Regions from separate parts of the Mus musculus genome. Here regions 1, 2, 3, 4 and 5 are each linked to region 6. The links are chromatin loops, found by intact Hi-C in ENCODE. Cell type or tissue: heart. All regions are shown on one strand. Each heading gives the region's core, and the rest is flanking DNA. Links, peaks and the distances in the headings are about the cores only. Region 1 has its middle 31 kb from the start of Gm41181. Region 2 has its middle 3.6 kb from the start of Elp3. Region 3 overlaps Ccdc25 (coiled-coil domain containing 25). Region 4 has its middle 27 kb from the start of Pbk. Region 5 holds the start of Scara5 (scavenger receptor class A, member 5). Region 6 holds the start of Clu (clusterin).

Region 1 (5,328 bases), core at 276-5,275, 97 kb after region 6:
AGGTGTGCTTTCGATTCCATCCCCAGGTCCTCGACCCCACTCCTGCTGCTCAAAGTCACATGTGATGTCATCTGCCAGTCTCTCCAAGCTGACCGTTAAGGACTTTGCCCCCATCCCTTCTCTGCAGTACAACTGGCCCCTAACATGAGGCTACATTGGTGGGCTCTAGCTTCCTGGCCCATGTGAAGGATACCTAGGTATTGAGAACCTGACCTTTCAAGTGCCTCTGTCAAGTATGAAAAGCAAGGCAAAGGATCTGAATTTGTGATTCTGATTTTCCAAAGGTCACCGGTGAATTCCCAGGACTCTAGAGAGGGTGAGTTGGCCATCGGTAACAGGTGAAATCATGCAATCCAAGGACCCACTTTATGTGCACAGTCCCTAAACCTTGCTTCCTTTCCTTCAAGGCTGCAGGACTGGTATACCAGGAAGATGCCAAAAGTACTTACCTTCACTTGAAACAAGATGTGTTTTAATAGCCATGTGGGCAAGGAGGAAATTATCGCCTAGATTCAGACAAAATCAGGAGGATTTGTAACTGGTGGCGTGTGCTAAATAATGCTGAATATTGGCTTGATCTCTGTAGGAGGAGATGTTCGGTAAAGCTGGTCCGAGACCAGCTGCGTTTGATGCTTTCCCAGTTTCCTAATGACAGTATAGTCAGGGCATTTACAGACACATAGGTAATATGCAAAAGGCATTTACAGACATGTAGATAATACAGGCAGAACACTTGCAGACATGTAGATGATATAGACAGGACACTTACAGACACATAAATAACGTAGGCAGAACATTTACAGACACATAGATAATATAGACAGAATGTTTACAGAATGTAAACAATATAGACAGGGAGTTTACAGACATATAGATGACGGTTATGAGTGTGATTATGGGGCTGGGGAGGTAGGTCGGCTGATAAAGTGCTTGTTGTAAAAGCATGATGACTGGAGTGCGATCTCCAGGATCCAAGGTTCATGCTGTAACCCTAAGGCTGGACTAGCAGAGCCCAGGCACATTAGTTCATGCTGTAACCTCAAGGTCAGGCTAGCAGAGGCCAGGTACAGTGGTTCATGCTGTAACCTCAGGGTCAGACTAGCAAAGCCCATGTATAGCGGCTCATGCTGTAACCCAGGGTCAGGTTAGCAAAGCCCAGGTACAGTGGTTCATGCTGTAACCCCAGTGCCAAAGTAGCAGAGCCCAGGCACAGAGGTTCATGCTGTAACCCCAAGACTAGGCTAGCAGAGTCCAGGTACAGTGTTTCATGCTGTAACCCCAGGGCTGGCTAGCAGAACCCAGGTACAGTGGTTCATGCTGTAACCCCAGTGCCAGAATAGCAGAACCCAGGTACAGTGGCTTACATTAAAATCTCAATGCCAGTCCACATGAGTCGGCAAGCTCCAAGCCATTGAGACAGTGTGACCACCCCTTCCAAAAACAAAAAACCAAGATGGCTGACAGCTGAGGAGCAACACCTAAAGTTGACCTCTGTCCTCCACACATTGAACATACATACATGGGTCTGCACACATAATAGCACACGTGTATGCCCACACTCCACACAGTGATCTTAGAATGACTAATTAGAATTCAAATCAGCTCATTGATGGATTCCAACAAGGAAAATCCATCAAAGACAATATTGAGAGCCAGCAGTGGTTGACACAGGCCAATAATGTCAGCAACCGCAGAGGTTAATGCAAGAGGACCGAGTGTTCAAGACCACTCTAGGGTCCAGAGCTTCTGAGAAGACCTTCTCACAAACAACCAACAGATGAACAATGTTCAGAGAAGTTATGGAGAAAAATGACAATCGGTTTTGTCTGAAGGTCAAAGTAAGAAGAAACTAACTGTGAGTCATTTTGAGGAATGTCCATGGGGGAGTGGAAGATGGAGAAAAGCAAGGGAAAAGTTACAAAAAAAGTAAAGAGCTGTAGGAATGGAGGGAAAGTGTCCAAAGTAGGCTTAGGGGCAGGAGCAGGGAGGTGCTGTTCCGATCTTGGTCAGAGATGTCCATCATTGTGGTAACTCTTTAAATGACTGTATTTGTTCACATACTCTTTTGTATATTTGTTGCTAATTTTTTTTTAAAAGGGATACTTTTAAAGCCTTAAAGGGCAGGAAATCTCAAATCCCAGAGTAACCCAGTCAGGCAGAGCATTTGATTGACAACGTGAGCCACAAGAGTCAATCCTCTCTTGGCTCTCATGCCCCTCCATGCATCTCAGGTCCTGGCTGGCGACCCTGCAGAGCTTGAGGGGGTGTTCTCTCAGAGGACTCAGGCAAACAGGAGTAGTTGGGGGGCCCACAACCCCACATGATGTGAGGAGCCTGCTTTCCCCTGCTTTCGTATTGGATCATAACAAATGAAGGGTTTAGGAGCAGCCACAGGTGGCAGCTGACAGCTGTTTTCAAACCCTCCAAGCTGTTATTTGGCAGAGGAATCTGGCCTGGTCTCTGCAGTGCCAGATGCCAGGGTGGCCACTAGCTGAATCCACTGTGCGGCAGGCCCTGGATAAATAACATAACTTCCTAATAAGAGAATACCGGTATGAAGTCCTGAGCTCCTGTCCCAGACAAGGCTCAGACTTCCTCTTTAGGCAAAGGGTACCACAAAAGAGTAAGGCAGCTCAAATAATCCCTGAAGTCCCTTCACCTCCCATCCATGAGATGAGACTGCAATCTTTGTACATTGTGTGCACAAAGAAAGACAGAAGCTGACTCCAGAACGAGAGCCTTGTTTCTAAATACAATGTACCAAGTCTTCTTGGAAGCAAAATTGTTTGTTTGTTTGTTTGTTTGTTTGTTTGTTTAATCAGTGAGTGGTGTTGTATTTCTATTATTCCAATGATAACATGGTCTGAGACTCCACTGCTGCCCAAGAGCATAGGTTGTCCAGATCATTGCAGGATGCTGTGTTCAATCTCTGGACTATCTGCAGGAGTGTGATCCAGAGGCATAAGGCTTACCAGAAACAGAAGCTGAGACCAGCTTGCTCTCTCCTGCCCTCTGCTGGGCATCCCCTCCATCTCTTATTTGTGCAGGACGCTGATGATACCTGATTCAGATGGTGCAAATCAAGAGCGTCTGTCCCCAAGAGATTCATCCATCTGAGGCCTTTACAATGTTCTAGACAATGACAAACTTTCAGATAAGGGCTTGGAGAAAGCTCAACATTCAAATTGACAAGATCCTGTTCAAAAGTGAGTGGTGGCTTTGTGGGAAATTCACAGCTCCCAGCTCATGAGCTATGGAAGAGCTTGGAGCCAACCTATAAAAATGTGGACATTTTATCTAGAACTCTAGATTTTTAATACCATATTAGTGAATGTTCATGACGTCTTAAAATATAGAAGTAGTTTGTACAACTGTAGTCCTGTTACAAGACATGGCAATGTGGGTCCTGCCAAGTGACAGCAAAGCCAGTCACCTCCATAGCCTTTTAAGGCACAACTCAAAATGGACACACAGAAGTAAATCCATAGACCTCCAGGGATAGTTGCAGTTCCTCAATACCCAGAGTCCTTCAAGACCTATGGCTGGCCCAGGGAGGCAAGGTCCAAGTCCTAGGGAGAGACAGGCATGTCATCTCCTAATGAGGCCTCACTGTGCCTGCAGGACCATCTTTGGTATACTCTCCCATGAAGAATGACCCAGCCTGAGGAATTCCACAGATAGGACACAGGTTGAAAATGTTCACAGTGGCCAGGTGAAGGTGGCTCAGTGGTTAAGAGCACTGACTGCTCTTCCAAAGGTCCTGAGTTCAATTCCCAGCAACTGCATGGTGGCTCACAACCATAATGGGATCTGATGCCCTCTTCTGGTGTGTCTGAAGACAGCTACAGTGTACTTATGCATCAATCTTTTTTTTTTTTTTTTTTTTTTAAGTGTGGAGTAGAGAAACCCTGTTGAAAAGGATTGGGAGGAAATGCCACTGCCTTTGTCCTGTCCCGTGTCATCTAGCGCCTTCAGTGCAGCTCACTGGCTTACTCTGTAAGCTTGGCTTCCCTGTGGCAGCACATTGCCTCATTGCCGGAGCGGACATGCCGCATCTTCAGGATGGCCACGATATGGAGTCATCTTGCCTGACATCCTTAGATATGTCACCTGCCCTATTTAGGCTGGCACTGGAATTTATAGCCTCTGCTTTGGTCTTATTTCTCACTTTCCAGTGGACAGATGGTGACCCAGAGGAGAGACATGTCACGCAGAATAAAAGGGCTATATCCTAAAGGGCAAGTGTGCAAATACTACTTGCCTCTTTTCCCTGTCTCCTCTCCCACATGACTGGTTTCCTCTGATGGGGTGAGATGACAGGGCCCCATCTGGTTAAGGGAGTGAGCTAAGCTTAGGGAAAGAATCAAAGGCAAGAAGAGGACACTGTCTGGAATTGCCCAGAGCGAGTCCTGTTCCTACCTACGCATGCTCCCTCTGCCCTCCAGCAGAGAGGCAAATGACTTTCTCTATGGGTCATTGCCCACGGAGCACTGCACCATGTGTGGGTGTGCGCATGCTTGCAAGCGAGGGTTCATTGCATGTGGAGGTCAGGAGACAACTGTTGGGAGTTGAGTCTTGTCTTCTACCTTGCTTCGAGACAGGATCTCTCTTGCTGTTTCTGCTATTGGATGGTACTGCTGGCTGGCCCTCTTCTCTCTCTCATTTTACTTGGGGGCACTGGGATTACAGGTGCCTGTTACTGTATCTGACTTTTTGTTCCTGTTGCTTTACATGAGCTCTGAATATAAACTCACATCATCTGGCTTGTGTGGCAAAGTGCTTTTAACTCCCCTAGCCCCCAACTCCAGGGGCAGTAGAATAGGGCAGATGTAAGAAGAAACATAGTAATGGCTTCGGAGAATTCTTTTCCAGCCTTAAATATTAACACCTGCTCACCAGGTCTAAGAACCAGAGAAAGCTACATGGCTTTCCAGAATGAACAACTATTTCCCAGGGCTGCCATTCCATGACTGGTCACAAATGTAGAAAACTCTGAGTCAGGACCAGTCAGAGCATGCCAATGGTAAGACAAAGATAGGTCTTGTGTTGTGTGGTCTAGGTGCAATGCAGCCATAACTTTTGTGTGTGTGGTGGGGGGAGAAGGGGAACCACAGTTCTAACAGTTCATACAGCTGTGAAATCAGAAAGGAAAAAGTAACCTGTGTAAGATGGAGGTACCTGCAATTCAATGTACCTATATTTCAGCATCAAGCTGTAGGCTAGAGAGCCTCCACCCCTAGCTGAAGAGTTACTGACAGCTGGTGGTTGCTAGGAGAGGACAAGTCACTTTTCTTTAGGAGTGTGGTCCTAAAGACCATGTTCCCACAG
Region 2 (5,328 bases), core at 171-5,170, 370 kb after region 6:
CAGTATTTATATGGCTACCCCATCCTCACAGGCAGAAGCACAGCTCCCCACTCCGTGGGCCCTTTCTGTGTGCCGGCTTCCTCCAGGGGACTACAGTATGGAAGCCAGAGGGGAGGGAGGAATTTCCCAGTACCACCCGGCAGCCAGGAGATCCAGGGCAGGCCAGCAGCACCAGCTCCAGGAGCTGTTGTTTATTCTCCCTGAGGTGTGACAAGAATGACTTCAGCTCTGTGGTCTTCCTCCCCTAACCCCTAATTCTAATCTAAGAAGGAAAAAAATACCAGAAAAAAAAATGCCAATAGCGGAGAATCCTACAAAGTTCCAGGCCAAAAGCCTTCCAGATTGTCAATACCATCAAAAACAAGAAAGGTCGCAGGTGACAGCCAGGAAGAACCTATAGAGGCAGAACAGCCAAGTGTAATATGGTATCCTGGATAGGATCCTATAGTAGATCCGGGACCCTGGATATACACTCGGAACCACCATTTCACTGAGACACAGACACTACTTAGCACCGATGCAGTCATATGGACTCACTCATAACTAACCTACCACTCCAGTATAACCAAAGGCTACAGAAACTATTTTCTCAAGTTTGCTGTATATCTAAAACTATTCATTTTAAGCCTCTATTATTTAAAAAAAAGAAATTCCACAAGCCATAGTACAAAATACATAAGAGAAACAACTTACCAAATGTTGTTGAACAGAGCACGAAAAGCAAAAGGTCCCCCCCAAAATCCCAAACAGTGTTTGCTTCAGTTCCAGAAGTGAGCAGAGCCACATCTACACACCGCTGGTGCAGACATCAAAGACTAGCTGGATAGGGCCCTTAGTGGTCACATTCACAAAGCCACACTTACAAACACAGCGGAAGTGAAACTAACCACAGAAGGTTATTTGCCCCAGCCTCCTCCCCCAATATGCAGCTATTCTACGTTTTATTTTCATTTAAACTTCAATCACACGTGAACTGAGGACTGTGCACACACACACACACACACACACACACACACACACACACACCGCTGTCTTCCCACAATCAGGCAGGACTGGACCGTTTTTCCTTCCTAAACAGTTTTCAGCATCCTGCCATGACGGATGCACTTCCTCTGAGGATAGCTGCTATCCAGATGGATGCCGGGCAGGAGAAACCAAGGGCTGGTTCCCAGATACCCAAATGTGCATGAGGGAGGTGGAAGACACAAACTCAATGTTACCCCCAAATACATTCCATTTGGATTTGGATTTGGATTAAAAAAAAAAAAAGTAGAAAGTCAGGTTCAAATAACTCTTTTGGAAAATTAAACTTTATATCTTAAAAAAAAATAACTATTAAACGATTTATTTATTTTATGTATACGTGTACTCTATCTGCATGTATACTTGCATGCCAGAAGAGGGCATCAGAACTCATTACAGATGGTTGTGAGCCACCATGTGGTTGCTGAGAATTGAAAGCAGAACCTCTGGAAGAACAGCTGGAGTTCCTAATTGCTGAGTCATCTCTCCAGCCTGTTTTTTTATTGTTATTTATTTATTTTTTTTAATGTATCTGTTTTCTTTTAAGACAGGGTCTCAGTACGTAGCCAAGCCTGGTGTTGAACTTACAAAAATCCTTACATTAAAAAAAACCCAAAAAACAAATGTTTTTAGAGTGCCACCCAGTAGCAGAGAGCAGAAAATAAAACCTCCTTCCTTACAAAGATTGGCTACTCTGTTGATCAAACCGAGTACAGGGGAAAGTGAATTATTTCAACCTCCAGCTGCAGACTGTTATTTCTGGCCATCAATTTGATCATTACTACACAATGCTCAGGGACTCTAGGTGTGTGTGTGTAGTCAGAAAATAACAAAATTAAAATGTGGGCAGAATTAAAGATAAATATTTACAGTATCTCAAAAATTGCTTTGAATTTTTAACAAAACGGGTCTTCCCTACATAAGCAAGATACTGAAATAGAAATATGAATTTCAGAGACCTTCCCCCTTACATGTTTTGCACTTTCTTTTTATACTTTTGCCAATATAAATTTCAAAACAGAGACAATCAACATGAATATCACAAGATCACCACATACAGTCATACAATACATGCTTAGCCTGCCCTCTCCTGGCGATTTTCAAGCCACAACGGCTAACTATATTCAGAAGTGCTATTAAATCACTTTAAAGTAGGCTGGGAACTGTTAAAGATGCCTGGCTTCTGTTTGTTTTGTTTTGTTTTTCGAGACAGGGTTTCTCTGTGTAGCCCTGGCTGTCCTGGAACTCACTTTGTAGACCAGGCTGGCCTCGAACTCAGAAATCCGCCTGCCTCTGCCTCCCGAGTTCTGGGATTAAAGGCATGGGCCACCACTGCCCAGCTGATACCTGGGTTCTTTATGGCAGCCTTAGCACCTGAAACTGTACATGGACACTAATATCAGGTTGATTAGAAGTCTGGTCACTCTGCCAGGATGGATTCCCACGGAACTCAATGAAAGTATCTGTACTGGCTAGTTTTGTGTCAACTTGACACAGCTGGAGTTATCACAGAGAAAGGAGCTTCAGTTGAGGAAATGCCTCCATGAGATCCAACTGTAAGGCATTTTCTCAATTAGTGACCAAAGGGGAAAGGCCCCTTGTGGGTGGGACCATCTCTGGGCTGGTAATCTTGGTTCTATAAGAGAGCAGGCTGAGCAAGCCAGGTGAGGCAAGCAAGCCAGTAAAGAACATCCCTCCATGGCCTCTGCATCAGCTCCTGCTTCCTGACCTGCTTGAGTTCCAGTCCTGGCTTCCTTGGTGATGAACAGCAGTATGGAAGTGTAAGCCGAATAAACCCTTTCCTCCCCAACTTGTTTCTTGGTCATGATGTTTGTGCAGGAATAGAAACCCTGACTAAGACAGTATCAAAGCCAATGAGAGAATTTGCATATAGCACCACCGTGCCCTACCCAGTCACTGTTCCGCACTCCAGCATGTTTATAGACGAACCGTCCAAGTGTCCGTCAAAAGATAACTCGTCTTCTCTTCTGCATCAGATCCCATGAGCCTCTTCACATAATCAAACAGAACACTTCCTCTTCTTAATCCACCACACCTCCCCTCCCCTCTCCACTGGATCCATATGCAAAGCCACTGCCATTTTGAATCACACCCTCGTCCTCGGACCCTTTACCAGCTACCGCCCCATTTATCTGTCCTTCCTTATGACAAATCTCCTCAAAATTATCTGAACTCACCCAACCTTCTCCTATGTACCTTTTATGAACTATCCTAGTTTGTGTTCTGTGGCTGCAATAAAAATCCTATCCAAAAAGCAACTTCAGGAGGAAAGGGTTTCTTTGGCTTACACTTTTAGACCACAGTCCAGAATTGAGAAAAGTCAGGGCAGGAGTTCAAGCAGGAAGTAAAGTAGAAACAGCGAAGGGATGCTGTCGACTGGCTTGCTCCCAGGTTCATAGTCAGTTATCTTTCTTATACAGCCAGGCCCATCTGCTTAGAGATGGTACCATGCAGTCGAGCTAGGTCCCCCTCCATCAGTTAGCAATCAAGAAAATGCCCCACAGGCCAATATGATAGAAACAATTCTTCAGTTGAATTTCTTCCAACTGTGTCAAGTTGATAACCAAGATTGGTGATTACATAAACCTACTCCAATGGAGCTGGGTCTCTTCTTCTTCCCCCAAACTGTTCTCATCAAGGTCTCCCAAGGCTCCTGATCAATACAATCTTCATCTTCCTTGACTCATCTACAGTATGTGACACAGTTGATAACTCTCTGCTTCTTAACATATTTCTCTTGGCTTCTAGGTCTCCCACTCTCTGCTGGTTTTCTCCCCACACCCCAGATGTCTGGCCAGTTTTCTTGCTAGTTATTAGTCTTGTCTCTGATCTGATAATCATGGGAGATTCTTTACTTCTTTTACCCTGTTTCACAACTTTAAACTCCACCATACACCTAAAGCTCTCAACTGGGACCTCAAGCACACCTCTCACAGTTTGCCACTCATCAGATCCAAAGCCAGCCCCCCCCACACACACACACTTCATATCAGATAACAACAACTACATTATTCCCCTTCCTTAATCCAAAAGCTGAGATCTCATACTGAGTGTCAAGGTCTCTTTTGTTTTTCCCACACTGAGTGGAAGATTTGTGGAAATCATAAAAAAAAAAATTTCAGAATCTGAACAAGTCTTAGCACTTCCATGGCTTTCCATCCTGATTTGAGACACCTTAATCTCTTGCCTTACTTAGTGGTTCCCAAACTTTGATGACATTGTAGTCTGCTTTGGCAGTATTTTTTTTTTTTCTGTCACTGAGACAAAACACCATGACCAATAGAAACTTGGAGAGGAAAGGGCTTATTTGGCTTCCACATCATAGTTCATTACTGAAGGAAGCCAGAGCAGAAACTCAGAGAAGGAACCTGGAGGCAGGAGCTGATGTAGAAGCCCCTGGCTTGTTCAGCCTGCTTTCTTATAGAACCCAGGACCATCCCCATCCCCAGAAGGCACCTCCCACAATGGACTGGGCCCTCCGACTTCAATCTCTACTTAAGAAAATGCCTTACACTCAGATTTTATGACTGTCTTTTCTCAATTGAGTTACCCTCCCTCCAGATAGCTCTCGTCTATGTGTCAAGTTGACATAAGACCAACCAGCACAGGGCCACAGAGGATTTCTGTCTTATGTGTTGATTCCGAGATACACATTCGACATCAAAATCTACCGAGATGTCAAATAGGGAAGAAGCGGAGGTTGAACTATAAATCTGAGAGTAGAAAGATGATATTTAAAGACCATGGAACTCCAGAATCGCTAGAAAGAGACAGGATCAATAAGACCATTATTAGCTTGAAGTGAGACAGAGATATCTATAAGAGACTGAAATAATAATAATGATTGAAAATTCTAGAGTGGGGGGCCCTTATCTAAAAAAATATTTTCAGGGAAGTTAGTTTTGTTGACAAGAGGGTGGTATTAAGATAATTTGGTACACTGAAAAATCTCAAAGTCTTGACCAGGACAGTTTCAGTGTAGTGGTGACAACCAAGTCAGAGCTACCTCAACTCTACTGGGTAATAAGAAACTTGAAACATCACACCTTCCATTCTTTATTAATATCAAGGATTCTTAATCTTTGGTCCATACACAAAGGAGGTCATGGAAGGGTTTCAAGAAAAAGTTATTCCAAGTCCCATCTCCAGATGTTGCAAAATTTTGTACATGGTGTCTCACCTAGTGTTTTCAAGATTGTCATCAAGAAAAATCAGAGACCCAGGAATCCTCTAGGCTGCAAAGCCTGAAAGATCAAACTGATACTTGCTTCTTGTTTGCTGTCT
Region 3 (5,328 bases), core at 109-5,108, 120 kb after region 6:
TGGGGTTACTCCAGCTTCCCTGAGTTCTCAAATAGCTTCTGAACATAAAAGTCAACTGTGCTGAGCTTTGGCCATTCATCCCTAGCCTACTAAAGGTGCCACAAGGGAACTCTAGGTCGCTATCATCCTGGTGAGTCTCAACCTTAAAAAAAAAAAAAAAATTGAAAAAACTCAAGCTGTAATTTACTAGTGTGGGTTTTAAATTAGAAATCTGTCTAAATAAACTAGAAATTATACCTCTTTAACTTAAAAAAATATTTAAAAGGTATGGTAAACTGACTTTCAAGGTGTATCTGAATATATAACCTTTCCTACTAGGCAGCTAGGTGTCAAATCTGTAGGCTAATATACAACACAGATAAACATAGTAGCTGTAGCTCTAGCACTTGGAAAACAGAGGCAAGAAAGTGAGTTCCAGGAAAGCCTGGAATAGAGTTAAACTCTACCTTGAAAAGAGTAAAAGGGGACATAAAGAGAGGAGGTAACGACCTCACCAAGAAGTACAGACACTGGCATCAAAGAGGCTTTAGCTGGGGATGACAGGGATTCAAAGGCGAGACAAGGAAGCGCTCATGGTGAGGAAGCCTTCAGCATGTGTGTTTCTACGAAGGCAGTGAGTGAGTCAAGCATAAACTTTTGTTATGTTCCAACACTGACGACCTCTTGTTCACAGAACAGGTAAATCACTGTCCTATGGAGGTTGTAGGGCCTTCTGAAGGAAGGCCAGAAATTCCCAGCAGTACAATCTGCCTACATGAGTGAAGGGGCCCTACCTAAGCAGAGTCTAACTTGATGGTACACTTGAGTGCAGAAGCTAGGAACTGTGCCGGTAGGAACTGTGCCTTTCAAATTCCTCATGTTTCTGCCACCTACTGGTTTTCTTTTTTTTTTTTTTTAATACTTTTTATTAGGCATTTTCCTCATTTACATTTCCAATGCTATCCCAAAAGTCCCCCATACCCTCCCACCCACTCCCCTACCCACCCACTCCCACTTTTTGGCCCTGGCATTCCCCTGTACTGGGGCATATAAAGTATCCATGTCCAATGGGCCTCTCTTTCCAGTGATGGCCAACTAGGCCATCTTTTGATACATATGCAGCTAGAGTCAAGAGCTCCGGGGTACTGGTTAGTTCATAATGTTGTTCTACCTATAGGGTTGCAGATCCCTTTAGCTCCTTGGGTACTTTCTCTAGCTCCTCCATTGGGGGCCCTGTGATCCATCCAATAGCTGACTGTGAGCATCCACTTCTGTGTTTGCTAGGCCCCGGCATAGTCTCATAAGAGACAGCTATATCTGGGTCCTTTCAACAAAATCTTGCTAGTGTATGCAATGGTGTCAGCATTTGGAAGCCTACTGGTTTTCAACTCGGACATCAGAATGACAGGAGAACATGCCCATTGGAGCCATGAACTAGAGCCCTTTATAACCAAGTAGATAAAAGTCCGAGATAGTAGCCTACTCAAGGCCATCCACCTTACTGAAAACGGAACCAGCTCTTCTGAAAAGTGGCCGTCCAACCTCACAGTACTGTAAGGAAATCAGTGGGCTGGGGAGCTCACAGCTGGAGAAAAGGTCTGTAGACAGTTACAGCAATGGGCCTGGGGCAGGGAGGGGGGAGCGGGGAGCAGGGAACTGAACAGGGAAGAATGGTGCCCTAAGGTGAGGGAAAATCAACCTCAACATTTAGAAGCTGAGCTGGGCCTGTGAGAGCCTGGGCTGGGCCAATAATAACCAGAGCAGACCTATTCTGTTCCTCATCTGAAAGGTGGACATGGTAGCAACACTGCAGAGGCTGTTGTGAGATTAAATGTATTGACACTTGGCAGTTAAGTACTTGAAACATGTACATTATTGCCATCATCCCCAAATACACTGAGAACTTAGCCAGGAAGCATGATAGCCACTGAAGTGGTAAGACTGGGTTCCAGGACAGAGAATAAGCACTGGAGAATGAACATGGACAAGACCGTAGTAAGAAGCTGAGTTAGGAGCCCGCCCGCACCCTTCTCTTTGGTCAGAGTGAACACTGAAGGGCACAGCGGCTATTCACTCAGAAACCCCATGAACGAAAACAGCATGGAGGCAATGTGTTTAAATTATAGGCAGCAGGTAGATAGATCTCCAAGTCTGAAATCTAAATGAAACAGATATTTGCTACTTACCAAATATCTTCAGGCCAGCCATACTTTATCAGATCTTCATCTACAATAAAATACAAGAGGAGGAAAAAAGAAACTAAGAAAGTTGCTAAGTGGAAATACACCAGGATTTTTATGTTGGTAAGGGGAAAAAAATACTATCACCCCTCTACACACACAAACATATTCTCTCTCTCTCTCATTCTCTCTCTCTCTCTCTCTCTCTCTCTCTCTCTCTCTTTCTCTCTCTTTCTCTCTCTCTCTCTTCCTTGATGAAGAAAACAGTGGTGGGGACTTGGAAGCTTGACAAAAAAAGAAAGAATACAGCTTTTACAGTCAGACAATATACTTAAGATATTGATACTTAAAAAGATAAAGATATACAGAGGATATACTTAAGGATATTTCAAACAAAGTCTAAAAGGAAAGGAAAGATCACGAATGAGATGAAGCAGCAGCAGACAGATGTGAAAGAGTGAGAAGGAATTACTCTGGGAGGTAGGGAGTGGATCTCAAGCCTTGGGAGGGATGAAGAGGAACAAGCTTCTGAGGGTGGGGAACGACTGTGTGTGTGTACTGTATGATCTGATATTTTAAGTTATACGTGGCAGGTAAGCCATTAAAGGTAAAGTCAATTAACAACTGCGAGGAAAGCATGTGATTCCGATGTGATGGCTTTAAACGTACCTAAGAAAGGACAGCCTTAGGGCTAAGCTATACACAACCCTTTGGAGAGGACACTGTTGGCACTAGCTGACACCGGAAGCTTTCTGCTAGACATTAGAAATTTACTATGGAAAGTGGGAAACTGAACAAATCACCAAAAAAAGTAAAAGAAAATACTAATGGTGAAACTAATGGTAAGTGTGCTATGAATGGCTGAGGCCACCTGCTGGCTATGAAGAGAACAGACCTGCCAAGAGTTCGGCAAATACACTACTTAAAAATTCCATTTATGTTGTATCCAGTGTGGAGCTTACTTGGAAACTGCCTGGCTACTGGAAATAAATGGGTGAAGCCAAGAATATTTCCAAAAGGGGACTTTAAAATGCAGCTTCCTTTCATATAAGGCTAATTTGGAGGGGCTGACAACTCCATTCAACTCTAAGTCTCCTGATGGGCAAGTGTTCCATATATACAGACACAATGGCACAAAACACCAGAGGGCTCTAGACGTCTAGACTCACAAATGGACTCTGCATCTAGGGGTGTGTCTCTAGGCATAAATTCTACCACAAATGTGAAGGCTTCTCAACTCAGTGCCTCAAACCGCCCCTCCTACAGCATGTGCTAGTATGTAATGTGGTAACAACTGCATTTTGTCCACATTTTAAAACAGGTTTTATATTTCAGAGCAGTTTTAGGTTCACAACAAAGTCAGTACATGCTACTTTTTGTGTCTGGATGCCAGAATGCAGCAAAACCGCCACCTACATCTTCCTAACAGAGGCTGGAATGAGGCCTCCCTCCATAAAGAGGAGACAACCACAGAAGGAAAACAGAGACAGGCGGAAATGTCAGAAGCACCACTAGTCCACCCATGTGAACCAGAACAGCGCCGGCCTTTAAGAAATATGTAAAGCTCCCCCCCGCCCCCCCCCCCCCACACACCCGCCCAGTTATAGTGTGCAAAACCTGCATCACTCAGGAAGCAGCCTGGCTCTAAGTGCTTCCCAGTGGCTGTGGTCTCATGCTCTTCCACTGTGATGTAGTAGAAAGAAAACCACATTTGGCAGCCTTGGCATCTGCTTTCATATCCATTCTAAGTAACTATGGCTCTTGTAGCAGTGGCTTACTATTCAGTGTAGAACATGAAACAGCCTCCTTTTCTCCAGGACCAGTGTTATCATGGGCTACAAGGAGAAACTAAAACTTAAGTATTAGTATAACATGGATGACTTACCATTAGGTCACACCTAAGTCAACGCCATACACCCATTACAATGAAAGACTGCTTCAAAGTGTGGGCTACTCTATCTTGCTGTGATTTGTTGTTTCTCACTTCATAATGGCAGTCTTGATCTTACCAGTTCTGCTTTATAGCACCCATTTTGGACTTGTTTATATCATTACTGTTAAGAATCTCTTACTGAAGATGGTATGTGTGTCTCTTTTAATGCATATAAACTATCAAATTCTAACTGTTGTCAATGTCAAGCTGTACCAAACTAGATTGTGATAGTTTTAGAAAGAAATGGGAAAAGCAGATAAGGAATATCAAAAGATTACACACAGACAACAGTGTGACCAGCTAGCTCTCAGACGGACCCCGGGGAATGTTCCCAGAGAAGCAAGGTGGGGAGTGGTATCTGGGAGCTTAAGAAGTTCCAGGGATTCTACCCACCAGCTAAGAGTGCTCCTATGGGGTGGGCACTGTGTGATGGTTTGTATGCTTGGCCCAGAGAGTGGTGCTGTTGAGAGGTACAGCCTTGCTGAAGTAGGTATGTCACTGAGTGTGGGCTTTAATACTCTAGTCCAAGCTGCCAGGAATACTGCTAGTGGAAGCCAGTATTCCACTAGCTGCCTTCAGATGAAGATGTAAAACTCTCAACGTTGCCTGCACCATGCCTTCCTAGGTGCTGCCCTACTCACACCTTGATGATAATGGACTGAACCTCTGAACCTGTAAGCTAACCCAATTAAATGTTGTCCTTTATAAGACTTGCTTTGGTCATGGTGTCTGTTCACAGCAGTAAAGCCCTAAGACAGAAGTTGTTACCAGGGACTAGGGTATTGCTGTGGTAGGCCTGACCATGCTTTTGTCTGGAGGAATGTGGACTTGGGGAAAGCAGTGGAATGCTTTAAATGAGGCTTAATGGACTCTCCTAGTAAGAATATGAAACACTTTGTTGCTGAGATGGATTTGAACTGTGCAGACCTGGCCCAAGAGGGTTCAGTGGAGAAGAATTTCAGTATGTGGCCTAGAGAGTGTTTTTGTGGTATTTTGATGAAGAATGTGGCTGCTTTTTGCCCTTGTCTGAAGAGTCTACCTGAGTCTAAGGTAAAGATATTTATATTAATTGCATTGACAATGGAACCCTCAAAAAAAAAAAGCCCAGCAGAGACTTGATCTCTGGTTCAGTCTCATGAAGAGTGTTCTGAACAAGCATAGCAAGCATAGAAGGAAAAATATAAAATATATGGTTCGAGTATTAAAGGGGCAAAAGAAGTGAAATGGAGCTAAATC
Region 4 (5,328 bases), core at 70-5,069, 190 kb after region 6:
CCAGGAGAAAGTTCTTATCTTCTGCTTCCCCAGTGCAGAGAATTTTCCACTGCCCCATGCCAGATTACACACACAAGCATCACTTCTGCATTCCCCGCTCCCATACCTTAGCCACTTCTTTAAATGGTAATGTTTGTGAGTTCCAGGAGTCTGTGCTTATTTTCCATATTCTGCCAATTAATTGTGGTCTGGAGATAATCCATTCCAAGTCCCTGAGCTATAAAGTATGGCATCAGCTAATCTTTTTTCAAGGTAATTCATTCAAAACCTTGCATCAATTACACCTATTATAGTTTAGTCTTTGAGTTAAAAACCAATAATGTTCTTCTTTTTCCCCACAGCATGGTTACTGGGAGAAACTGTTTGTTTCCTGCTTGGAGACTATGTAGCCCAGGCAGGTCCTTAGCTGGCCTCCAACTCGCAATGATCTGCCTGCCCCTGTCTCCTGAGTGCTGGGATTAAAGGCTTGTACCACTACACATGACTTTTGGAGTAACTATACCACTGCGGAGTGCAGGCTGTCCACAGAACCGAAGTAGATATCCTGGGGAGTGAAAAGGGTCAGGCTTGAAGGAGCCCCATCATCGCTTGGTCAGTGACAGGCAGGAACAGTCTGGGACCTACTTTTCTCTGTTACTGCAGCCAGGTGCAACAGTAAGAAGAACTCACTGTCGCCCCACACCCTCCACTCCTCTTCCCAGCAGTCTACGCTGGGCCACTACCATCTGGAAATTATGAAGTCTGTTTGGAAGCCAGAAACACCTTCCACAGCAACTTAAATGGATTGCTTCCTTAGTCAACAGCACATCCAAAAATAAGAAAACAATTAGGCATTGTACAAACCGCCATTTTTATAGCCAACACTTCCAGCTATCAAATTAACCTGTGATGGCTTCTGACTCACAAACTATTCTGTCAAAGAGTCAATGATGTGGTGTTTACAGAAGGGAAGAGGGGGTCATATGGGCTAGTTTGTGTTTAGATAACATGGCACTAATATGGCTTTCTGATGTGGCTGGATGTAGCCAATGCTAGACATCTGGGATACAAAGCAATGGCTGACACTGAATGTCTGAGGATCCCCCAAAGCAAGCAGTGGTGTACCCTTTTATAAACCTGTGACCTTTTATAAACCTGTTCATGGCAGACACCACTTTGGTGTGATTCTCTATAAATGCAGCCTTGATGTCGGAGGTGAATGCCTCCACCTTTTGTGTTTGTCAGCTAGCCTGTATAGGTATGTATGCCTATCTTGTGACCTGTGTGCCCATCTACCCGTGTATGTACCCAGGTGTCTGCCAGTGTCTGCCTGCCTTGTGGCCAGTGTGCCTGTAACTACAGTTTCCCCTATTTGCTGCTGATTCCTTGGATTCTCTTTAACCTCTGGCTATTTATAACCCTCTTTTGTTCCTGGCTGTGGAGCTTGGACCTCACATGCACTCTCTTGTCTAGCAGTATAGATCTGGGCCAACCATTAAACATATGAGCCAGAAAGTACAGGAGGAGGAGAAGGAGAAGAAGGAGGAGAAGGAGGAGAAGGGAGGGGGAAGGGGATGGGATGGGAGGGGGAGTTCTTTTTATCCTTCTTTCCTGTTGTCTAGGTCTCTTATAACAAAAGACAGATTTACAAAAGGTAAACAAACAGATGTGTACTAACATGTATGTCTCCTACACTTGTGAGAAGAAATCCAGAGGTAAACAGACTCTCAAAGACATAGAGTAGAACTAATTCAGACTTAAAGAGATTGTCAACAGACAACAGACAGCATTGGGGACAGTGCAAGGTGGAAATGCAAACATGTGGGAAGCCAGTTACCTGCTTCATAAAGACTTCTTCATTGCATAGAATACCCCAGTGTGGTGTCCAGGCTGTGAAGGGTCTTAGGTCATCTCATGTGATAATTTAGTCCCTATTTGGTAGAGAAGGAAGGAGGGACGACTTTACAGAGTTCTACCCCACTCTAGGGGAAAGGTAGAAAGATGTCTCCTGTACATTTCTCCTTAATTGTTTTCAGCTTGAAACAGACCTTATATCAAAGTATTATATGTGGGGGATTCATACTCTGACGTTCTTTGAACGCCTTCCTGGGCACTCATGGTTCTCTATTACAGTCAAAGCCATAAAGCTTAGGAAATGAAACACTGAATGCACTTGCTCAGTCTCTGCTCCTCTGTTTGCAGCTTTCCCACCTATAAAACAAGGAGGCCGAGTGATAGACCTCTAGTATCCTTCCTGACTCTATCTAGTATCCTTTCTACCTCTGACAGCCATGAGCTGCAGGGCTTGCTGAGCCTGGCTCCTCCTCAGATGGCCATGGGCAAACAGCAGCAGCAGCCAGGAATTCCTCAGAGATTCACCACAACCAGGTTTGACCCAGTCTTACTGATGAGACAGTATGGTGATCTTCATATACTTAAGACCTGGCTTCAAGTCTGGCAGTGGTGGCACACGCCTTTAATCCCAGCACTTGGGAAGCAGAGGCAGGTGGATTGCTGAGTTTGAGGCCCAGCCTGGTATATAGAGTGAGTTCCAGGACACAGGGCTACACAGAGAAACCCTGTCTCGAAAAACCAAAAAAAAAAAAAAAAAAAAAAAAAAAAAAAAAAAAAGACCTGACTTCAAAATTTGAGGTTGACTCTAGACTTCTTGGAGTAGTTTCTCTTGTCTGCCTGTAGATGTCACCAGAGAGCTGACAGCAGACATGTTGAAGCAGGGGTAAACTTGAAGTTTGATTTGCTCCCAGCTTTTCAGATAATTCTTTTCAGTTTTCTGACCTGATGCCCTGTGAAACTGCAGAGAACTGAGCCCCAACGTGTTTTCTTTAATAAGATATATTTATTTTTTAAATGTACACTGTCACTCTCTTCAGAAACACCAGAAGAGGGCATCAGATCCTATTACAGATGATTGTGAGCCACCATGTGGATGCTGAGAATTGTACTCAGGCCCTCTGGGAGAGCAGTCAGTGCTCTTGACTGCTGAGCCACCTCTCCAGTTCCCAAAGGTTTATTTATTTTATGTATGTGAGCACACTATCACCATCTTCAGACATATCAGAAGAGGGCATTGGATCCTGTTAAAGATGGTTGTGAGCCACCTGTGGTTGCTGGGAATTGAACTCAGGATCTCTGGAAGAGCAGTTAGTGCTCCACCAACATGTTTATTTAAAACCACCCACACTGCAGACATTTAAGTGCCTGCCAATTTAGAACAGAGTTGAACCCAAGGGCCTCTGCGCAACCCACATGGAATAATTTAAAAAAAAAAAAAATCCAGTGTTCTCTTTTTGTTTGTGTGTTTAAAGACAGGGTCTCACCAAGTCTGGGCTGGCTGAAAATAAACTTGAAATTGACCTGAACGTTGTGTTTTATAAAAAAGAAAGAACCAGGATATGTTTGGTAGAAGCAAGGTATGGTGAGGTGGAAGGGGGTGCCTCTGTGGGCCCATGCTGAGACATCCCTTCCCCCTGAGGAGCATGGGATAGAGTTTATTTAGGGCATAAGGTGGGGGGAGAGCGAAAGAGGGGGGGGAGGAAGGGAAAGAGTGAGGGAAGAGAGAGAGAGAGGGAGAAGAGAGAGAGAGAGAGGAGGAACATGTGGAGAGAGTGTGGGGAGGGGGATGGGGAGAGACGGGATAGAGAGGGTAAGTGAGTAAGAGAATAGAATGAGAAAGTAAGATAGAGAAGAGGGGGAAAACAGCTCCTTTTATAGTGAGTCAGGCATACCTGGGTGTTGCCAGGTAACTGTGGGGCGGAGCCTAGAGGGAATGCTAACATTCTGATGCTCCAGACTCCTCCTCCTAGGGACTGGTGGTATTCACCCTCCACCTACAGTGCTTTGCTTGCTGGAGGGCACTGTCGCAACAGGATGACACACCCAGCCCCTCCTTTTATTTATGTTCCAAGTTTAGACAAAATTATGCTGGATGTTCCCACTGTAATAATGACATCTACTGAAATACAACCCGTTCTTCACCTAGAATATTCGTGACGGTATCTGTCGCACTATAGTTTATATTTCTTTACATATTCATTTTATTTTATGTGTGTGGGTGTTTGGACTGCCTTATGGGTGTGCCTGGGACTCAAGACCAGAAGAGGGTGCCAGACTCTTTGGACCAGTAATTGCAGATGGCTGTGAGCCAACATGTGGGTGCTGGGAACTGAACCTGGGTCCTCTACAAGAACAGGAGTGCTCTTAACCACTGAGCCATCCCTCCAGCCCCTGTGTTATTCTTTATTGAACACCAATTCCCCACACTTATAAAAAAGATTACCTCTCCCATAGCCCAGAATCTTCCCTGTTATCCAAACTATTATTCAAGTGCTGCTTCAGAGTTTGTAAGCCACTTTCAAATGACCTCATAACTAAAGGTGCCTAGGATACATTCATTTGTAACAATGGCTGGAAGCCCTTCTTCATCCACGAGTTTGTGGAACCAAGATCGGAATCTCGGTCCTTCGATCCCATATTCCTGTCAAATAAAACTTTATAGGAGACACTGATTTGGACTAAGCCCAACAGTCAAGCCAATATGGAATTTAATCACAGTAGCTGGCCTTTATTTAGTTCATTGCAGGAGGCTCTGTAGCCAATTATCTAATTAAGCTGTAACCAATTAAATTGTCTCTCACAGTTCCATTTTCTATAAACGTCAGATTATGTTGTTGGTTGGAGCTCTCAGAATCTGCTCCGGTTTTGGAAGCAGCCTGATTCTTTAACCATTTTTTTTTTTTTTTTTTTTTGGCTTTTGCGTTTTCTTTTGCTTACTTTTGTTTGGTTTTTCTTGCTCACACTAATTTTGCTAAATGTAATTGGTCACAGGAATTTTCCTTTCAACATTCCATAATCTTTCTATTGTCCCAAAGACCTCCACTAATTATAATAAAATCTCTGCTCTGTAATCGCGCCAAGCTGCAGTTACCCACGACTGAGACGTTTCATGTAGGGATTTAACAGTTTTATTTTTGTCTTAAAATGATTTATTATTATTATTGTTGTTGTTGTTATTGTTAGTGTGTGTGTGTATGTAGACATGTGCATGTCACAGTGTACATTTGGAAGTCAGAGAACAACTTGAGAGAGTCGGTTCTCTCCTTCCACCACGGGATCTGGGGGTTGAACTCCAGTCAAGTTTGGGAGGCAAGCGCTTTTACAGGCTGAGCCACATTGCCAGCCCTCCATCTTTATTTGCTAATATTTTCTTCGGCAGTAACGCAGAAGGTAGGTACTACCATTCCCAAAGATGAGCCCATTGAGTCTGCTATTGGGAAGTTGCTTCCAGGTTTTGAAAGTGATGGTCCAACAACAACAACAAAAATGGTGACG
Region 5 (5,328 bases), core at 147-5,146, 300 kb after region 6:
CAGCTTCTGCTTAGCCATTCTGTGCCTTCCCCCATGGTGTCCAATCTGCTAATCTCCTAACTGGTCTCCATCCAAGCCCTCCGCCCAGCAAGGACCTCTAGGTGGGGCACAGGATGGCTCCAGCTCTACTCACATATAGGGGATCCTCCCTGGTCTCAGGATGTGTGTGGTCCTTCCCCTCTGGCCTCAGTCTTAAGAAGCTACAAAGCTGGAGGCCACTGTCTCTGCAGCCTGTGATAACTGTTGCTCTGCCAAAGGCAACTGGGGCTGTAGCCAGAGGTCCCCAGAACCTCTTTCATGCCACCTTCCTTCCCTCCTGATCAACTCCAGACCCCTGGGACCTAGAATGTGTCCACCAGCAACTCCTCCTAGCCATTCTCCCCACTGCCTGGATGGACTGAGCAATGGCCTAGAGGAAGGGGCCGGGACGGAGCAGGTCCAGATGTGAGAGGGATGACTTTGGAAATGGTCAATTCTTTACTACGTGGAAACAAAATGTAAGCACGTTCTGCCTGCCCTAGTTTTATGTGGGGTTCTGTTTTCTCCTCTCAGAGTCCAGAGCAGGTTCTGAACTCTGAGATCCTCTTCTACCATCTATAGACTCAGTTTGTGCTCTCAGGCACGTCACAGCTGATCTTCTAGAGTAGTGGTGATCACGGAAGCTGCTGGTGCATTGGAGACGCCCCTTGGGCCTCAGACTGATTGCCCCCCAACACCCCAAAACCTCCTGGGAGCACTTCCTGGGAGCACTTCCTGGGAGCACTATGAGCAAGGCAGGAAGGCAGATCAATCATTTTGGCATTTCTGGTTTAAAGATAACCTAACCAAGACCAAAGAGGCAAGAATGATAATACTGGAAATAAAGAGTCAACGAGGCAGTAATTAGATGGATGGTTCAGGGGTCTCCACACACAGCACTGACTCCATCATGGGCTGCTGTATCAAAGGTATATATGTATGTCTGTTACTTTCAGTGGCCACCTTCAGGGCCGCTGTAACAGGAGCTGCACTAGGCACACCAGAGGGGCAGCTAGTGCACATCTGTAAGGGCATGAGCAGAGGAGAAGGCTTGAAGGGAAACCTGGGTCACATGGGTGGAACCCCAGGTCCCCTGGTGCTCAAGGAGCCTGGACTTCAGCTTTGCTAATCAGAAGGAAGCCACCCAGGGGTTGTTATGAGTCATTCCCCACAAAGGGTGAGAATAGGGGATGAGCATTGCTTCCAGAGTCATCTGACAGCTGCCCTGGGACACCCTCGAACCCTCTGCACAGGTGCCGGAGGGAGGGAGCTCACGGCACAAGGGCTCCTTTTATTATCTCTCAGTTTGGGAAGGTGTTCTACTTTGCTGACCTGTGATGTGAAGTCCACTCTGCGGAACACCTCCCTGGGAAGGGGGAAGCGAAGAGGACACAGTGAGCATCATGTGAGCTGATACAGGAGCGAGGACCTTTCAAAGCCATGCAAGACAGGGGACAGTCAAAGACTGTAAAATTCTTTCTTCCTCAGCAGATGGGGATCTCAGAGTCCTGAGGACTCCCCATTGCTCAAAAAGTCCCAGAAATGAAGTTGTGTGGGGGTTCCCTTCACAAAAAAGCAACCTCAAAAGTGGCTTAAGACTGAGGTTTGAACCCTGGTTCTGGAAGTTTCTCTGGGAGCACCAAAAGGGCTAAACTCCTGCTGAGGCAGGGAGCTAGATCAGGGGCCTCACTTGCGACTCTGAATCTTTTTCCGTGGACTCTGGTCTCTCACTTGGCAGGGCTTACAGCTTCTCTTTGGACTGCCTGGGTTCTAAAACTCATTTAAACCAAATAAAGTCACTGCAAATTTGGCCCCCAAGAAAAAGTTACTAGATAGGTCTTAAACCTGTTATTTTTCTAACTGGATTCATCAGTTCACCGGGTCCCAACTCACAGTTAGAGAGGCCCAGATGCTTCACTAATAACCTCCTGCTTCATTTGTCCCACCCTGGTGTGTTTACACACATACACATGCCCACGCACAATGCATGCACATGCACCCATGCATGCACCCACACATGCGCCCATGCGCACTGCATACTGTGCACATGCATTTACTCCCTGAATAGGCTCTGGAGCTGTGACATAAGACAGCCAGAGATGCCACTGAAGCCATAGCATCCCTCTGGCATCTGGATGCGGGCTCACACACTACAGCTCTAGTAACTGAGTCCTGGGGCCCCTGTGTGTCTACAGGCTCAGATCCCTCGTACCCTCCCACCTGGAGGCCTGCAACTCCAGGTCCTCTGTCAGCAGGACTTCCCAACTCTCAGCTTCACCAGCACACCGCTTCCTCCATCTGCCCTTGGGACACCATTACCCCAAGCTTCTAGGTCAAAATGTCAAAACTCACCTGTATGCCCCGTGCTGAGGCTGGGCCCTGTCCCTTCAGTTCCCAGCGATTGCCATGGTAGCCAGAGAGCTGACTGCTGCCCCACGAAGACCCAGAAAGTCCCTTGAAGCTTGTACCCACAGCCAGCCAAATCCAGATGGAGTCATATAGAAAGAGTCTTCAGGGTCACCTAGTGATTTAGGCCAGGGCCACAGAGTCACTTCTATGGGAGGATCCGTTCAACAAAGTGGCTGAATAACAGGTCTGCACGTGGGACTCCTTGTCTTGGTGCAGCGTCGGTCAGCCTCAGAAAGCGATCCGGAGATATTCTGTGGAGTCACCCACAGCTCTGCTAGGTACTGACTGGGTGGGAGGTGCTCCAACCTCCAGTCTTTATTTAAAAAAAAAAAAAAGTTCTAAAAGCAACTTCTAGAGGGAGTTTGGACTACGCCTGCCCCCTTGTGGCCATCCTCAGACTTACAACTCTCTGCACAGCATTCCAGCCCTTGGCTTTGGGACTCAGTGATTGTGTTAAAGGCCTTGCTCAAAATACTTTTTGGACAGCTTCTGAGAAAATGGCGGCTAGACCTGGTTTGTGACACACCCAAGGAAGCAAGTCTTGTAAAATTTATTGTAGCACGGAACTGGCGTTTCTCAATTCATTCAGCAAATTTGGCATTTCCTGAAGTTACATCCACTCCCAAAGGACTTGGACAATTCACACACTGGTGCTATTTAGAATAAAGTCTGGGGTGGGGGTGGTGGGCTCTGAAAGAACTTCCGAAGTCAAGATCAACACAATTCAGTAACAATGCCAGTGTCTGTGGAGCACAAAGACTGCATGAGGCACGAGAGAACGGGCCTGGGAGAAGCCCTCTGGTTGGAAGTCTGACTGGACCTCAAAGGACTGGAAACCTCAACACAAACAATTACCTTGTTTTTTTTTTTTTTAAAAAGGAGATACACTAGGGTGGGCGATAGTGGAATCCACAGGACCCTGACCTCTCAAGCAGGACCCGAGCTCGATCCCCAGCCCCCACATAAAAAAAGATGGCGTGGTGGCACACACTGTGACTCCAGTGCTGGGGAGCTGTGGACAGGACGATTGCTGGGCTCACTGGCTGGAAAGCTAGCTTGTTTGGTGAGTTCCAGACCAGCAAGGGAACTCTGTATTAAAAACCCTCAATATAGAACGACATCAGAATTTGACTTCAGTCCCCTCCCCCCATACACTTGTACACATGTACACACATACAGATACACACAATAAAATTAAACACAAATTGGAAGGATTAAAAAGAGATTCAAGCAGGTGTTAAAGAAGCAATGAATTCAGATGAGAACAGTGGGAAGAGAAAGACTATCAGAGAGACATACCCTCCCTCCCTCCCTCCCCCAAGAACCCAGTGTGAGCCACAACTAGATAGATCAGATGATGGGTCTGGACCGAAGTGTGCAGAAGCTAGCATTCATAAATAAGTTCCTGTTTGTTGGCTAAACACAAGAACAGGGTTTCAAGGTCAGATTTCTAACAGGAGAGTCTGCCAAACTCAACTCTGCCCACCCCACAGTACAGCTGCCAACCCTCAGCTGACTACTTAGAAGAGCTTTAGTCATCTTCAGGGACCACCCTCCTAACTGTGCCCAGAGGCAGCTTCTGCAGGACACTGCTTTACAGGAAGAAAAAAGCAGTCTTGTATAAGGAGGAGTAAGAGGAAGAGAAGGAGGAAGAGAAGAAAGGGGCACTTTATGATATTATTTACTATACATGCAGATAATGCATGCACTACTTCAAATATTTTTCGAATACCTATATACTTGTTTCTTGATATCCTCCTGAGGTTGGTTTCAGGACCCTTTCATGGACGCCAAAACCTCAGGCATTTAGATGCTCAGCATAAAACATCAAGGTGTTTGCATCTTTATGGCCCTGCACAGCGTCCAGTCTACTCTAAACCATCTCCAGGTTATGTAGTCTACCCAACACAATGTAAATGTTATTGTGAACAGCTATCATACTGTAGAATTTTGAGAACTAGGGTAAGGATACATTTTATTATTCAGTACAAACCCCGATTACTTAAAAAAATAGTTTTGATCTATAGTCAGCTTCGCTCTGCAGATTTGGATACTGTTAATTCAGGGAGGGACGTTGTGCACATCTTAACAGTCATGTGAAGTAGGTGTAGCTCCTGAAACCATTTACACAGAGATCAAGTGATCCATCTTGGATCCCTCCAGCCTGTGAACAGCAGAGCTGCAGTTCAGCCCTAGGCGTTGCCTTGAGTCTAGGCCTGTAACCACCCCCTTTATTACTCCTTACAAAAATAATGCTTTTGTCACTCAACAAGTCACCAACATCCCTGGGAATGGAATCTCCCATCTAGCGAGGTGTGTGCTCAGAATGTGACACTTGCAGACCGTCATTACACACACATATGCATCAGCAAGAAATAGAATGTGTCAGTTCTGTGGTTGAAGCTCACATCCCAGAAACTGAATCTCCAGGGCAGCAGTGCAGGGAGGCGGGGCCTATTGGGAATGGCAGGAGCCAACCACACAGTAAGAAGGATTTACAGAAATAGCTTCTTCTTGTCTGTCTGTTACCATGGCAAGACTCGACCTTCATGGCCAGACTCTCTCGTGCCTCCTGCCAAGTGATCACACTGTCAGAACACGATGGAAGCTGGCATTTTTATCTTGGACTTTCAGGTCTCAAATGGAGAAGAAATGAATCCCTGCCTGCTCTAGATTTCTGTTCACAGGCGTTCTGTTTTATATCACAAATGAAGACAGCCGCTAAGACCAGGGGTGTCCTCTGTATTCTTCACCTCTGTGGCTCCTGGCACCATAATACCTGACAACAACCAGGGAGGAAAGGCTTCCTTGCCTCATGACTTCAGACCAAGCTGGCAGAGAAGGTGTGGTGGGTGCAAGAGGGGGTGGTGGAGGCTGTTCACAACATGGCAGACAGGAAGC
Region 6 (5,328 bases), core at 232-5,231:
TCTTCATGGCGTGGCCTCCTTGGAATCTGGAGTCCTGGAAACAACAGCAGATGTGTCATGGCAACCCCTGGGCAGCTTCAGGGTTTTCTGCACCCTGCTACAGCTCCCTGAGAGGGGAGGTGGGGTGGGATTGGAACACGCGGCCCTCATCTGTCTCCTCATCTGGCATCACTGCAATCTACTTCTCAAGAACTGGGGAAGAAAGCCAAGATTAAACTGACCCCTTCTATAGACACTGGAGACAGCGAGGCCCTGGGAAGAACCATGGCCCGGCTGCACAGAGGAGCCAGGCTATCTGGAGTTGGAGGGGCCGAGCTCCAAGCTGAGTCCCTTTCTTCCCATAAGAGCCTGAGGCAGGGCAGATGAATTTCCTGTGTCTCCAGAGCATATTTAACATGCCAAATACTAAAGATACCTCTCCCGAAACATGCAAACATCCCTCGCCTATCCCCTTCCATGGTACTGCATCCCCACTCACTGCACAGCCCTGGGCTCCCCTTAGGGGGCCCTCAGCCTCCCAAGGCTATCCAAGTGAGCCTGTGGTAATATGCACACCCTTCCATCAGCACGGGAAATTCAATCCATCTCACCATCTCTGGGCAACGCTTGTGCCACCAGGCTGAGTATGGATTGGGGAGGGGGTGGGGTAAAAGCAAAATGGGAAGGGAAGGAATTTAGGACTGCAGAGAAGGCAGAACTAGAAAGGGGAAGGACAAAGCCTGAGATTAGCAGTGAGCCCCCATCCCCACCCCCACCCCCCGCCCCAGAAAGCCCTTTCAGGAGGACAAGCCCATTGGCTCCAGCAAATTCCTTTCACATGCCTGTTGCCTCTAAGCCTGAACTAGCATACTCTGCCAAGGGGCCACTGCCACCACTGGGCCGGCTGCCCTGAGCCAGGGGACACAGGCTGAAGCCCCAGTATTACACAATGGATCCTTTCCCAGAAGCTGGATTGGTTGCATAAACACACACACACACACACACACACACACACACACACACACACACACACACACCCCTTGCATCTCCAACGCTGCCCAGAATAGCTTATCTGGGCTCACCAACTTCCTATACCCACAGGAACAGGGAAAAGGGAGCGATCTCTCTTCCTGGAATGGCTCACTCTTAAAACCTGCTCTCAGCTAGGCAGGCCCATCAACACACTGGGCAGATCATTAATAGGCAAGGCCTCTGCTGAGGGCTTAATTACGCGCGCAGAGCAGAGGAGGAGTGGTGTGGGAGAAGAGACTTTCCCAGGGATAGGTAGGTGGCTCAGCCAGCCTGGTTCATGATCCACTAGGAAGGCCCTGATCTCATAGACCTCCCAGGTGCTCACTGAGGCCTGAAATGCTCCAGGCAGGGACAGACCCCTTGACACATCAGAGACAAAGCCACAGAAATATCTGTAGGTGGGAGTAGCCTCAAGCATGACCATTTTGGGAAAAGCCATTTAACAGCCTTGGAAATGGCTTCTGATCCGAGGCAGGAAGAGGCAGCAGGGCAGGGCAGCCAAGGAAGACCATTGAATGGGAGGCGAAGCAGTATCAAGATGAGCTACAGGGAGCAGGGAGCTTGGGGCTTGCCAAAGGAGACCTGGGGTCTGGAGAGCCACCAAGTTCCCAAATAAGAAAGGGAGGGTTGCTTGCTCTTCAGCCTGGGCCCTTCTAGAGAATGCCAACGCCCAGACACCTGCCAGGCTCCCCAAGACACACTGCAAGCCAGTAGCCAACCCCCACCCCCACTCTCCACCCCCCAGGAAGAATGCAGCCCTCTGAAACCTCATTTTAATATTCTTTCCTTGACAATAAAAAGTCCTAAATCTCTCGGCCTTGGTTTCTTTATCTGTAAAATGGACCTGATACAGACCTCAAAGAAGCGATCCTCTATTCAGTAAAGCTAAGAACAGACTCCCTCTAGGTCTGCTGGTAATATGGACTCCGGGTCAGAATCTGCTAGTCTCCCAAGTTTCCCGGCGCTGTGGTGTTGTTGTTCCAAGGACAACGCTGCTCAGTTCAGCCCGCTGCCTTCCCTCTACACTGACTTACTTCCTGTCTTCTTTTGGAGGCTGGCCTACTGCCTGGCTGCCAACTACCCTGGGTGCATCAGCCCCACCAGGGCCAAGGACCTCCTTATCTAGTAGGAAAACATAGCCTCTCCCATTGTGGCGTATTTTCTCCATTTTTTTCCAATGCATTTTTATAAACCATCCCTTCATAGGTCCTGTTTTTAAATATTTTTAAAAGTCACACATTTGCTGCTGCCTAATATTCCATTGATTGACTACCATTTGCAGTTTGTTTTACTATTCTCACAGGGTCGGGCACTAAATTGTATGATCCTGTTAAGAGAACTTGTATAGACTCTTGAATTCCTAACTTCTTCCTTTAAAAACAGCACCAGCACCATTTTTAAAACTGGGCCCAGAAATTCTGGAAAAGCCAAAGGGCTTCAGTTTCTTATTCATATAACGTTTGGAGGCTGAGCCTCTAATGGTCTCCAGGCCTCAGATTACCATCTATAAAGTGATCCGGTGGGATCAGACGTCTCGGCCTGGTGGAGCATTTCTCTAAAGAACTGGATGAATGCAGTCAGCTCAGCAAAACGGGTCTGGATGTCTGCAGCACGTCTTTAAATACACAACATCTTATTTATTATGCGCTGTCCCAGGAACTGAAAGGGAGGTCCAAATGCAATGACTCATGCCCAAAAGACAACAGCCACTACAGAGATCCGCACCTAGTCGCGGCGCTGAGCCACTCGCACCCCTGCGCCTCCCGCATCGTACGGCAGGCTTCAAGCCTCAGTTTCCCCATTTTTGCAAAAGGAAGATCTTTGTATGTGGCCTATTGAACAGCTGTGAAATTGTGATCCGGATTAAAGAACACGGAGACTCCCGTGTCTGAGCCAGCGTGCACCCCCTACCCAACCCCATGCTCGGCTGTCTGGTGATGGGGCTCTAGTCACCTCCCACTTCCCCACGGCTGCGCCAGCTTTCCACCTAGCTGCTACCCTTGCCCTCCCATCCCTGCCGGTGTGGCTTCAGCGGCGCTGGGGTAGGAAAGGTGCAGCTGTCTCACCGGTCTGCGGCTTGGCTCCAGTGCGCTCCTCCTGGTGACGCGGGTGGTGAGCACCGGGGAAGCGCCCTATTTATAGCGCTCTGCTCAAGTACACCCCCTTTGGGGCTGGCTGCAAACCTGCGTGACTCACGCCCAGAGAATGCCGGAGAATGCACCAGGAGCTTTCTGGAAGCCTAGAGGTGGGGGTAAGAGGCGCAGCACCCAGCGGGGGGCACCAGGGGGCGCATGGGCATCACAAATGACCGCATTGGTTGCTGTAGGGCCCCTAAATTGGTGGCTCTAATCCCTGAGAGCTACCAAAAACCTCTCAATCAGGCCCCAACAGAAGAGTCTTAGAGGACAAGGAATCCACACACTACACTGGCCTGCTTCCAGCCCAGAACTGGCACAGGATTCCACCGCCCGACGCCCACCTTATTGCATGTTCATCTTCCACATCCTTCCACATCGTTCACTCCTTTTCTTTGCTCCCATTTTAATGGGAGAGTAACAGAAACATAGAAGATGGCGTAGGCATTGTGCTAGGGAAGAGTATACACGAAGTACTTGGCTCCCTAAACGCTGCACTGGGCTGCTTGCTGGTCCCTTGGCAGACAGATGGAGGAAACAGAAGCGGGTTAAGAATGAGACAATGATACATCAGTAATCCCGAAGGCCTCTGCTGTCCCTGAATTCGTAAAGCCTAAGCATGGCTCCCACGCACTTGGGACCCAGTCAAGCAGGGTGGGCTTCACTGCCTCTGGACCTAGGACCCTCACACCTGTTTTCAAGTATACTACCCCATTTTCTTAGGTGATAGAGCCAATGGTAAGGTGTCTATGTTTCTGTAAATAACTGCTCACCGCATGCTCCTGTGGGCAACACTAATGAAATTTATGAGAGGAAGAGAGAGAGAAGAGATAATGGGAGGAAGAAGAGGACAAAGAGGACACGAAAGAGAAATGAAGGAGGGGAATATATATATATGACTATGCCATTCTTAAACTCATTATGTATAATTAATATATACTAATTCAATTTTTTAAACAAAAACTACTTTGTCCCAGACTTGGAACTCACACTGGTTTCTGAACAAGGAGCCTATGGTGGAAGTTCTCCGTGGAGCCCTGCTGCTGAGTAGCTGGGTCTGTGACCAGAGGTGCTGAGAGGCACCCTAGCTGCTTTTTGCTGAGAACAGGGACACCTGTTATGGGCATCTCTGGGAAGAAGGGACAACCTAGAAGCCCCCACCATGCTACTTCTCGGGGGAGAAGCTGAGCTTCCCACTCTGAACCCTGGAACATCCGTGTATCAAATCCCAGCACTCGGGAGGCAGAGGCAGGCGGATTTCTGAGTTCGAGGCCAGCCTGGTCTACAAAGTTAAGTTCCAGGACAGCCAGAGCTACACAGAGAAGCCCTGTCTCGAAAAACCGAGAGAGAGAGAGAGAGAGAGAGAGAGAGAGAGAGAGAGAGAGAGAGAGAGAGCCTGGCATCCCCCTCAAGCTGTCGAGGAACCAATGTAGGTAACACAGTTTGGGTGGCAGGCCTTGAAAACTATGTAAAAGAAACAGACTTGAAGGAGAAATGTGTGGTCGAGGTCTGTTTCCCGTTCAGATCTTTAAAGGAGCAGCCATAGGGCCAGATTTCCATTTGCTCAAGGCCCAGAGACTATGGTGATTTGGTACTTTCCCAAAAGGCAGCCTACAGGAAATGTCTAGGAATGGTCAGAACTGGGCTAAGGCTGGCTACAGTCCCAGCTGTTCCCTGAGGCACCCAGTGCCTTTAGACAAACCACTCTGCCCTTGGGCCTTAGTTTCTTCCGTCTGGGAAAGATGAATCTGAAATGAGTCCTCACTAAGGCTTTCTTTAGCCTAACCTGATTCAATGCCAAGTCTGGGAAGATAACTAACCAGAAAAACAGAGTCAACAGAAACTTGGAGGAATGTTCCCCCCACCCCACCCCCAAATCTTCTTTTTGTTTTCTTTATAAAGAAAAATAAAAAGAAAGAATTATCAGTAATAGCTACATTTTCTATGGACACCGATGTCCTTGTAATGTTTTTCTGATAGCAGTTCCCTCCCTGTTGCCTGTCATGGGCACAGGGTACAATAGCAAAGTCTCTAAAAGTTCTCCTTTGGAGATTAGGCAGGAAGATGTGCCTTAGTCAGCAGAAGTAGGGGATCCGGGGAGAGGGAGATAAGGAGTCCCCTGCCACAGTTACAAGTGTCCACTTTTCTCCTGTTCCCAAGCACACGAGGTTTGGGAACTCAG

The links. A loop is a pair of places that touch in the nucleus more often than their neighbours do. Peaks named below come from ENCODE experiments on the same cell type or tissue, not always from the same donor. Only the 100,000 strongest peaks of a DNase experiment are listed, where the experiment ranks them.
Region 1: a loop joins it to region 6, with 8 times the contacts of the local background. A loop is called at or near these places in 33 of 42 quality-filtered maps.
Region 2: a loop joins it to region 6, with 5 times the contacts of the local background. A loop is called at or near these places in 11 of 42 quality-filtered maps.
Region 3: a loop joins it to region 6, with 7 times the contacts of the local background. A loop is called at or near these places in 12 of 42 quality-filtered maps.
Region 4: a loop joins it to region 6, with 2.9 times the contacts of the local background. A loop is called at or near these places in 2 of 42 quality-filtered maps.
Region 5: a loop joins it to region 6, with 6 times the contacts of the local background. A loop is called at or near these places in 18 of 42 quality-filtered maps.

The regions. Positions count from the first base shown.
Region 1 is chr14:65,869,263-65,874,590 of GRCm38, reverse strand. No RefSeq gene overlaps it. Among named protein-coding and RNA genes, the nearest start is that of Gm41181, 31 kb to the left of the region's middle. In heart, for the core only: a CTCF peak has its summit at 3,021 (motif pointing left); no DNase peak of the experiment used is centred there.
Region 2 is chr14:65,594,004-65,599,331 of GRCm38, reverse strand. It overlaps a transcript of Nuggc not described here. Among named protein-coding and RNA genes, the nearest start is that of Elp3, 3.6 kb to the right of the region's middle. In heart, for the core only: CTCF peaks have their summits at 1,398 (motif pointing right) and 2,110 (motif pointing left); no DNase peak of the experiment used is centred there; H3K27ac peaks cover 22 bases.
Region 3 is chr14:65,843,173-65,848,500 of GRCm38, reverse strand. Ccdc25 (coiled-coil domain containing 25) reads right to left here. Exons shown (of 9, transcript NM_145944.5): 3 at 2,166-2,205. Among named protein-coding and RNA genes, the nearest start is that of Ccdc25, 8.5 kb to the right of the region's middle. In heart, for the core only: a CTCF peak has its summit at 3,035 (motif pointing left); no DNase peak of the experiment used is centred there.
Region 4 is chr14:65,776,438-65,781,765 of GRCm38, reverse strand. No RefSeq gene overlaps it. Among named protein-coding and RNA genes, the nearest start is that of Pbk, 27 kb to the left of the region's middle. In heart, for the core only: a CTCF peak has its summit at 2,683 (motif pointing right); no DNase peak of the experiment used is centred there; H3K27ac peaks cover 1,587 bases.
Region 5 is chr14:65,663,789-65,669,116 of GRCm38, reverse strand. It overlaps Scara5 (scavenger receptor class A, member 5), which reads right to left and starts at 2,714. Exons shown (of 9, transcript NM_028903.2): 1 at 2,371-2,714. In heart, for the core only: a CTCF peak has its summit at 2,819 (motif pointing left); a DNase peak (open chromatin) is centred at 2,326; H3K27ac peaks cover 281 bases.
Region 6 is chr14:65,966,438-65,971,765 of GRCm38, reverse strand. It overlaps Clu (clusterin), which reads right to left and starts at 3,283. Exons shown (of 9, transcript NM_013492.3): 1 at 3,078-3,283; 2 at 1-34. The coding sequence starts at 7. In heart, for the core only: a CTCF peak has its summit at 3,269 (motif pointing right); DNase peaks (open chromatin) are centred at 875, 2,065 and 3,165; H3K4me3 peaks cover 1,588 bases; H3K27ac peaks cover 3,318 bases.